Linked DNA regions of Homo sapiens: regions 1 and 2 are each linked to region 3. The links are chromatin contacts, found by Hi-C or POLR2A ChIA-PET in ENCODE. All regions are on one chromosome and are shown on one strand. Each heading gives the region's core, a stretch centred on a gene start or an enhancer-like site at or near the end of the contact. The rest is flanking DNA. Distances are from core to core; before and after follow the strand shown. Region 1 holds the start of COPS4 (COP9 signalosome subunit 4). Region 2 holds the start of PLAC8 (placenta associated 8). Region 3 holds the start of MRPL1 (mitochondrial ribosomal protein L1).

What was found. A loop is a pair of places that touch in the nucleus more often than their neighbours do. ChIA-PET counts read pairs that join two places held with the same protein, here RNA polymerase II (POLR2A). Pooled maps may share reads with other maps.
Region 1: a map of CD8-positive, alpha-beta T cell shows a loop between it and region 3 (7-fold over the local background). The contact joins the promoter of COPS4 here to the promoter of MRPL1 in region 3. A Hi-C loop is called at or near these places in 2 of 168 maps with a recorded cell type or tissue (CD8-positive, alpha-beta T cell and naive thymus-derived CD4-positive, alpha-beta T cell) and 7 of 50 pooled maps. POLR2A ChIA-PET finds 5 or more read pairs at or near these places in 2 of 52 experiments (B cell and CD4-positive, alpha-beta T cell).
Region 2: a pooled map shows a loop between it and region 3 (3-fold over the local background). The contact joins the promoter of PLAC8 here to the promoter of MRPL1 in region 3. A Hi-C loop is called at or near these places in 4 of 50 pooled maps. POLR2A ChIA-PET finds 5 or more read pairs at or near these places in 2 of 52 experiments (GM10248 and activated CD4-positive, alpha-beta T cell).

The regions. Positions count from the first base shown.
Region 1 is chr4:83,033,904-83,036,788 of GRCh38, forward strand. COPS4 (COP9 signalosome subunit 4) reads left to right here and starts at 1,280. Exons shown (of 10, transcript NM_016129.3): 1 at 1,280-1,395. The coding sequence starts at 1,322. RefSeq lists enhancers at 800-919, 993-1,287, 1,050-1,399, 1,500-1,549, 1,590-1,649 and 2 more.
Region 2 is chr4:83,113,228-83,116,113 of GRCh38, forward strand. It overlaps PLAC8 (placenta associated 8), which reads right to left and starts at 1,502. Exons shown (of 5, transcript NM_016619.3): 1 at 1,439-1,502.
Region 3 is chr4:77,861,486-77,864,425 of GRCh38, forward strand. MRPL1 (mitochondrial ribosomal protein L1) reads left to right here and starts at 1,345. Exons shown (of 9, transcript NM_020236.4): 1 at 1,345-1,394. The coding sequence starts at 1,364. RefSeq lists enhancers at 1,033-1,432, 1,793-1,892.

The DNA.
Region 1 (2,885 bases), core at 30-2,529, 5.2 Mb after region 3:
GCCTCAGCCTCCCGAGTAGCTGAGATTACAGGCACGTGCCACCACACCCAGCTAATTTTTGTATTTTTAGTTGAGACGGGGTTTCTCCATGTTGGTCAGGCTGGTCTCGAACTCCCGACCTCAGGTGATCCGTCCACCTCGGCCTCCCAAAGTGCTGGGATTACAGACGTGAGCCACGGCGCCAGCCCTCAACATGAGTTTTGGAGAAGACAATTATTTCAAACCACAGTACCAGGAAAAGTGCAAAAAAAAAAAACCAAGGCAGAACAATTATGTGGTGTTGCTTGTGAGAGGTAAAATTTTATTTTATTAATATTTGCTTGTATTTGCAGAAATTCTATAAGAATACATGAGTATTGAATGTTATACAAACGCAGGCGACCATATAATCTTCCATTGAAATGGAACGGTTTCTAGAATGAAAGGGAGGATGTTATTATTATTATTATTATTTTTTGAGACCGAGTCTCGCTGTGTCTCCCAGGCTGGAGTGCAGTGGCGCGATCTCGGCTCACTGCAAACTCCGCCTCCCGGGTTCACGCCATTCTCCTGCCTCAGCCTCCCGAGTTGCTGGGACTACAGGGGTGCACCACCTACGCCCGGCTAATTTTTTTGTATTTTTAGTAGAGAACGGGGTTTCACCGTGTTAGCCAGGATGGCCTCGATCTCTTGACCTCGTGATCCGCCCGCCTCGGCTGCCCAAAGTGCTGGGATTACAGGCGTGAGCCACCGCGCCCGGCCGAAAGGGGGGATATTAATCATTACTCCAGGACGACAGAGGGAAAATCGCTTTGTACTGGACAAACTGGAATGTCTGACCAACCATTATAAAGTGCACGGAGTGGGAGGAGGAATAGGGACATTTTAATTGTATTTCTAAAAAGTATCTTCTGTGGTGAATCGGAAACAAAACTCATTCTTTACCACAGGCAGTTTAAGCGCTGCCTGAAAGATCGAAGGACGGTAAACCACAGACGTGAGAAACGGAACTTTGCGAAAACGCAGTCGTTTTATGTACCGGCTACTCATTGGAGTTACACCAGAGACTCACTACTGGAGTTCATCAGCCAATCCAAAGTCCAAGCGTGAGAGCCAGAGCCTGTAGGAGAGACCTGGGCAGGCCTCAGACCTGAGGAGTGGAGCTCCGCATCACTCAACCCTGGGGGCGGAGCTAGCCCAGGCTCCCACACCCGACGCTCTGGCCCACACAGACGCTACTCTGTAGCATCTCAGGTTCCCTCTGGCTGCACTCTGGAGGACCACACTCGTTTTCTTTTTGGCTGCCAGAGGCCCCCGCATCCACCGCTGAGCTGGGAGAAAGATGGCGGCAGCCGTGCGACAGGATTTGGCCCAGCTCATGAATTCGAGCGGCTCTCATAAAGATCTGGCTGGCAAGTGAGTATTTCCCAGGAACGCGGGAGTACAGAGGTGGGGAAAGAAAGCCACAGCCTTAATCTCCTTAGGTTGGCCACGGCTCTTGGGCGTGAAGCTAGGAGCCGGCCTGACGTCCAAGGGGGCGGGCCTGAGGTCGGCTGGGGAGGCAAATGTTGGGAGAAGCAGAAAGCTGGAGGGGACCTTGTGCAGGGGCCTTCGAGGCTATAGACTTGAAATGATTGTCAGCTTGTTCAGTTCTTGATAGAATCTTTCTGGTCCCTTAGGATTTTGGAACAGCGGTCTGAGAGACGACTGCTACCCTGGCCTTAGTAGCCTTCCCTGGTACCTCTTCCCATCGCTGGCCGGCCTCACACCGAATCTGGCCTCTCTTTGGACCTTCCTCCTCTTTTTTTTTGATTCAGAGAAATGTATATTCTGGGGCCTTGATGCTGCGTTTTTCGGGGAGATGGCTTCTTGGGGCTGGCTGAGGTTGAGGCGGTATGGCCGCTGTCATGTCGTCCAGACCATTCAGACTGTCTTCTGTGGGTCCTTGTGTTTCGGGTATTTTCTCTGCCACCAACTCTGATGGCACATAGGCGGAATGTGCTCATATCGTGGGTCAGGATGTCTACAGTAGTGATGTTTGCAGGAATCTGAATTTTGTCGAAATTTATATAGAATGCTTAGGTTCACTCCAAGTTAAAATGTGTGACGTGCCTGTTCTGCAAGCAGTTGTCAACAGTATTAAGCATAGGTAGGTAGACGTATATTGTTCATTTTCTCTTTGTAGATGTCACAGCATTTCTCTTTTGTAATGAACATGCTTTCTGTTTAAAGTATGCCTCTCTAGGCCGGGTGCAGTGGCTCACGCCTGTAATCCCAGCACTTTGAGAGGCTGAGATCACTTGAGGCCTGAGAGATCTGAGAGGGAGGATCACTTGAGGGCAGGAGTTCTAGACCAGCCTGGGCAACATAGTGAGACCCCCCCCCCCGCCGCCACCCGTCTCCGTAAATAAATAAGTAAATAAAGTATGCCTCTCAAGTTGATCTTAATGTTTACATCCTGACAGCTGAAATCACTTTGATGTATATTAATGGGATACACCTGTTCTAACCTGGTCATTGAAATTCTGACTGTTTTAAGTAGGCTAGGCTGCCTTTTCTCTGGTGGCAAACGTAATCTACTTTTATCAGTGGGAAATTCAGCCGTATATTTTGGGCTTAACTACTTTGTGCTGCATTTTCCCACTCAGGAAAATGAAGATAATAATAGGACTTATTCTTGTCTGACATTATCTGAGGACAAGATGAGTATGTGTGTGCATATATACTTACCACACTTATATCACGTAGAACAGTACCTGACATATAGAAAGTGCGGTAAGATTGTTGTTGTTACTATTAAGCTGTCAGTAAATATATATTCACTTATTGTATGGGTTGGAAATAAGTTAAATATGTCTTCATGGCTCAATCCTTTCTGCTTGTAATTTTTATATGGATGAAAGTAA
Region 2 (2,886 bases), core at 252-2,751, 5.3 Mb after region 3:
TGGTGAGCACGTAGCTGCTTCGGTGAGAATTCGAAAAACGGTACACCTTCCTCCATGCGATGAAGCCCATGCTAGACCCTCTCGCATTCCCGGGAGCACATTCCAAACTAGCTCCTCTCCCTTCAGGTGCGGGCCTGTGCAGTATCCTGGGCACTTCACAAGATTCTAATGCCAGTGGCCTTGCAGAGCACATTTTGTAACCCACGACCAGTGGCCTTATTTTTCTTCTGTTACTAATAACTACAGATCCAATTTAATTCAGCAAATATTTTATTGAGTGCCAGGGTGTGTAAACGTGTTGGGCTGGATTTGGTAAGGGCTAAGGAGATGCCTGAGGTTTCCTATCTGTGGCCAGCAGTTCTGCCCGTTGTGGTGTGACCACACAGCTGTTTTGTTCCATGCCATCTTTAACCCCACAGGAGCAGAGAGAGTGATTAAAAAAAAGTTGGCAGGGGCCACCTTGGAAAATGCAGGAAAAATGGGGGCAGGAGGTAGTGAAATGGGAATCTTGGTGGGCAAGCTTTGGAGAATGAGACTAGAATACCTTTCTTTAGGAAGTTCTGTGGAATGGTCTCAATGTCAGGAAATCTTGCAGTATTTGGCTCATATTTTAAACACCTTAATTTTATCTATTAGTTAAGAATCAATCTTGTATTTGTCTCTCCTTTCTATGAGCACTTCACTCCTGAGGACAGCCCACTATCTTAATAAAATACATTAATATTAATATAATACATGATATTAATTATAGTAATATTAATACATATTATTAATATTGATTAATCCAGATACTAGACATATTATTGAGATTTTTCTCTTCTACTGTTTATTGATGTTAAATTTCATTTTTTTGCTTTGATTGAAACATTTCCATTTCATAATCTCTCCATCTCTCTTTATACATATAAATGAAGCACCAGAATTTAATTTTGAAGAATTCTAGTCTGTTTTTCTTACTTTCATAGTGAGAATTCAAGAATTCTTATAATTCATTAGCTAAATCTACAAAATTCCATATCTTGTTTCTAAATACTTTGAATGGATAAAATAGAATATTTGTAAAGCAGAAAGAAATTAGACCGGCATAAGTCAACATGCATACATATTGAAATAAAGAGTGAAATTAATGATCATGTTACTAAATACAATGTATAATATGTGTTTGCTGCAGAAAGCAGCAATTGATGAGGATTCAAGGCTGGGATCTTACACTACTTTGAAAAGCCTGGCATTTGGCAAAATGCTTAGCAAGAAATTGTTGAATTTGACTAAATGTATAAATTTAAAGCAATTAGATAAGAAAACCTTAGTCTTTTAGCTGAAACTCAAAATATAACATGCTAAGAAAAAAACAAGAAAATCAAATAACTTTTAAAGAAAGCTTTTTTTTTTTGAATGCTAAGTTTTTAAAACAAGTTCTTACTTGTAAAGTACTTACAATTAGTAAACAAGGTTCCGAGCAGGAAATGTCTTGTGGCCTGGGAGAGAATCTCACCACAAATGAAAACTACGTGAAAGGGGAGAGGTAACTGTGTTTCTATCGCAGGGCATAGTACATAGAACAGTTTCAGACGCTCTTATTGGCCAGAGTAATCCAGCAGAAGTGGTTTCAATGTGTGTTTCTCTTATCTGGAGAATGAATATATCTCTTGCCAAATAAGGTGTGTTTCTTTTCCTATATTGTGTTAGGTACACTGATACGTCTTTTTAATGGGGAAAGGATTTAATTCATTATATAGTTTGATTGGTTTTACATGTCTGGCAGAGCTTACTGTTGTTTTTTTGTGTTTGTTTTTTGTTATCTTTGTGGGGAAAAAAAAGATCATTATTGTTTCAGATTATATAGTAGTTGGCATCTCAAGCATCCTTTAATGGTATCAACTTACAGATACTGAACATTAAAATAGGCCAAGCATTATCAATGACTTGTTAATGACTTTGATAGTTAGGCCTTATTTTTTCAATTTTAGAGGTGAGGAAACAAGCTCAGATTCTTGAGCTGACTTTCAGAGGCCACATAGCTAACAAGTTACTCACCTAGGATTTTAGCTCATGTCAGCTCAGCTCCAAACTATGGCTCTTTTTACAATGTTGCATCCAATTTCTTTGTACCTTTTTAATTATTCTTCTTATTGGTGGTATTACTATTTCTTTCTTTTGAAATTTTTATTCATAGTCTTTGAATTTCTGATCCCATAGTTTAAACTATCAAAAGACAAAATTACAACAAATTTAGTTTAGAAGATGTAATTGCCTTTTATTTGCAATTCTAGAATCAAGCAACACATCATTCTATAAAATAGAATGAGTGTCCTGGTGAGTATGAAGAAAGCGGAAACAGAGAAAAAAAGATAGATTGGTTGTTTCAAAGTTACTTTCCTTATAGGACTAAAACAGAGAGGACTTCCTTACTACACTGACTGAGGTTGACTGAAATCTCCTGTTTTTTGGAAAACTGGTCCATTTCAAAGTTCAGTTTGATTATATGTCACTTAGCACAAGCGACTTCATTCTGGTTTGGTCTGATTTTCTGGGGCCTAGAGCAGGAGGCTAGTCCATAACAATGGCCTCTCATAAACTTTGTTTAACAAAACCTTTCAGAAATGAGGGTGGGCCGGCACAGTGGGAGGCCCAGGCGGAGGACTGCTTAAGGTCAGAGTTCAAGACAAGCCTGGCCAACACAGTGAGACCTTGTCTCTAAAAAAAAACAAAAACAAAAACAAAAAATTAAAAAATTAGCCAGACATGGTGGTAAGTGCCCGTAGGCTTGTAGTCCCCGCTACTTGGAAGGCTGAGGCAGGAGGATTGCCTGAGCCCAAGAATTTGAGGTTACAGTGAGCTGTGTTGTGTCACCACACTCCAGCCGGAGTGACAGCAAGACCGTGT
Region 3 (2,940 bases), core at 95-2,594:
CATGTAGATGAGTACTATGTATAAATATGAATAAAGCATCTGGGAAATGCCTTTGATCCAGTTCATCTGCCTGTGGGCAGCTTCATTGAAGCAAGTTAATTTTGCAGGCTTGCCATTCTAATTGAGTCACTAATTCATGTATGCATATATTCATTTATTCAGCAAACATTTACTGAGAGCCTCCTATGGGCCTGGCACTGAAGTATGTGCTGAGGTTACAAAAATGAGTAAGATGGTTTCTACCCATAAAAAGCTCAGACTGGTGACAAGAACTGATATATTGTGGTGATGGCTGCACAACTCTTTGAGTACACTAAAAACCATTTAATTGTACAATTTAAATTGGTAGATTGTATGCTATGTAAATTATATCTCAAAACTGTTTAAAAGAAACACAGCCTGAGGCGAAATCTTTAAAAAGTTACCTAGGTGATGTAGGGTACGGTACACACGAAGCAGAGAAGATAGAATGAACCAAGTTATGGAGGTGAGAAACGTGTGTGTGTGTGTGTGTGTGTGTGTGTGTGTGTGTGTGTTGTGGGGGAGGTAAGCTGGGAAGTGATAAAATCCGTAATCAGATTTGTTTTAGATAAACCACACCGACAGCTGTGACGTAATGGAAAGTACACTCATTCTGTTTTGTTTTTGTTTTTTTTTCCTATCAGAATAACTTGTGCGTGGGTCTTGGAGCTGCCATTTTAAAACTAGAAATGTTTTATAAATGTCAAGTATTATTATTCAATTGATCCTAATGGTAAGTCTACTCGCTTGCCAGCAGGGGGTAAATGTAGAGATTAATTTAAGATTTTAAAGCTAAGGTTGATCTTGCGCTGACAGAAAGTTTGACAATTAGCAAAAAAAGTTTGTCAGTGAGTTGGACACCTCCCTCGGGTAGCGGCGAAAACGCCTAGAGAATTTTTAAAATAAGTCTTTCCAAGGCCGGAAAAGTGGCGGAGGAAGCTAGTGGGTTTCAGGGTTCCTGTTTTTCAAGATTTTACGTTGGGTATTAAGTACTCTCACAGCCTGTTAAAATTGTCGCTCTGAGTACACTTGCAGGATCAAAAAAGAAAAAGAATAAGAAGGAAGGATTAAAATAATCACAGCATCGCCAACAGGATCGTATTTTCCCGAAGGTGGTTAACCAGCCATACCGGAACCACGAAACACACAGGGTCCTGGGCAACACGGAGGACTAACAGTAACACCGCCACGCCGGCAGCAAAGCTCATTTTGGTCCCCGCCCCGTTCCTCTTTCTCTTTTTAACTCCTTCCCTCTTTGCGGATTCTAGAACGGAACCTTTTTTTAATTCTTCCCAGTAGAAACGTAGGAACAATTTCGTGAACGCAATCCGGAGTGCCCAACATGGCGGCGGCCGTAAGGTGCATGGGTAGAGGTAAGGCGAGGGGTTGTCTTGCAGGGGAAATGGCTCTGGCACCGAGTCTCTGGTTGCAGCAGAGTGCAAGGCGGATTCTGCTCTGGGTGCTGAAAATGCCTCGTGCTGTTTCTGGTCTCTAGGTTTTTCAGAGGGTGGGTCATTACTACTTAAAAGTGACCTTATGAAGGGTTTCACTCCATTCTGGAGACGTCCACCCTGAGGGAGGGAGTGGGAGCGGGACGTACATCGAGCGCCCTCCAGCCACCTATGGGCATGGCAAGGACTGGGTCGTCTCTGATACTGGGGTGTGGGCTGCGGGTAGTGGAGTGTGATAAGTGAGGTGAGTTCTGATAAGGGAAAGATGATGTATTTGAGTGGCTTAAGTCTGTAAATTAGAGCAATTTTCAAAGTGCTTTTTGGTGCTTTCGGAATTACTTCGTTATAGGCGATTCCAGTTCTTAAACTTCCATAGGTGGTCTAATTTGGATCAACGTTTATCATTTGAGGGGGCTAATTCTGTAGTACCTCTTGGTAGCGCCTCTTTTCATCTTAATAATTTCAACTTTTTGTCTACGATGACAGCCCTTTCTTGTGCAACAATTTTTTTTTTTTTTTTTTTTTGAGACGGCAGTCTCGCTCTGCCACCCAGGCTGGGAGTGCTGTGGTGCGATCTCAGCTCACTGCAACCTCCGTCTCCCAGGTTCAAGCGATTCTCCTGCCTCGGCCTCCCGAGTAGCAGAGACTACAGGCGTGTGCCACCATGCCTGGCTAATTTTTGTATTTGTAGTAGAGACAGGGTTTCACCATGTTGACCAGGCTAGTCTTGCACTCCTAATCGCAGGTGATCCGCCCTCCTCGGCCTCTCAAAGTGCTGGGATTACAGGCGTGAGGCACTGCGCCCGGCCTGTGCAACGCTTTTTGCTTTTATTTTGTGTTTTTGAAGTCCAGTGATATATATTGTTTAATTTAGGTAGGTCTTTAGGTAGAAGCAGTAGCCAGCATTACCCCCATTTTACAGAGGAAGAAACTGAACTTATTAGATATGTGGCCAAGTTCATATAACTAGTAAATGGCAGAGGAAGTACTGAAGCTTGCAATCCTAGGTCAGTGATACATGTATATTTAACACTGCATCACAGTTTTTTTTTTTTTTTTTTTGAGTTTCTTTTTAGGAAAACTGTGTCAAGAGAGTTATTGCTCAAAAATTAGGGGTGACAAGAGATAACAACAGACCCTGATGCCTACTTTGTGAGCAAACCAAAATGTATATTATTTCTGAAAGGAGGTTGAAGGCATCTTCATGTATGACAGAAATCGTTATGTTACACAAATCCAAAGAAACCAAAAATACCTGAATATTATAATTTTCTTGTCACATTTTCTTCTCTTGGCTTCTAGGATATCTCTCTGTTAATTGTCTTCCTATTTCATGTGTCATTTTTTCTCACATTACTTGGCTGGTTCCTCTTCCTCTCCCCAGCCTCTTTACTTTGGAGTGTTCTGGAAGCCAGGGTTCCATCCTTCATTCTCATCTCTTCTGTATCTAAATTCACTCCTTGGTTAG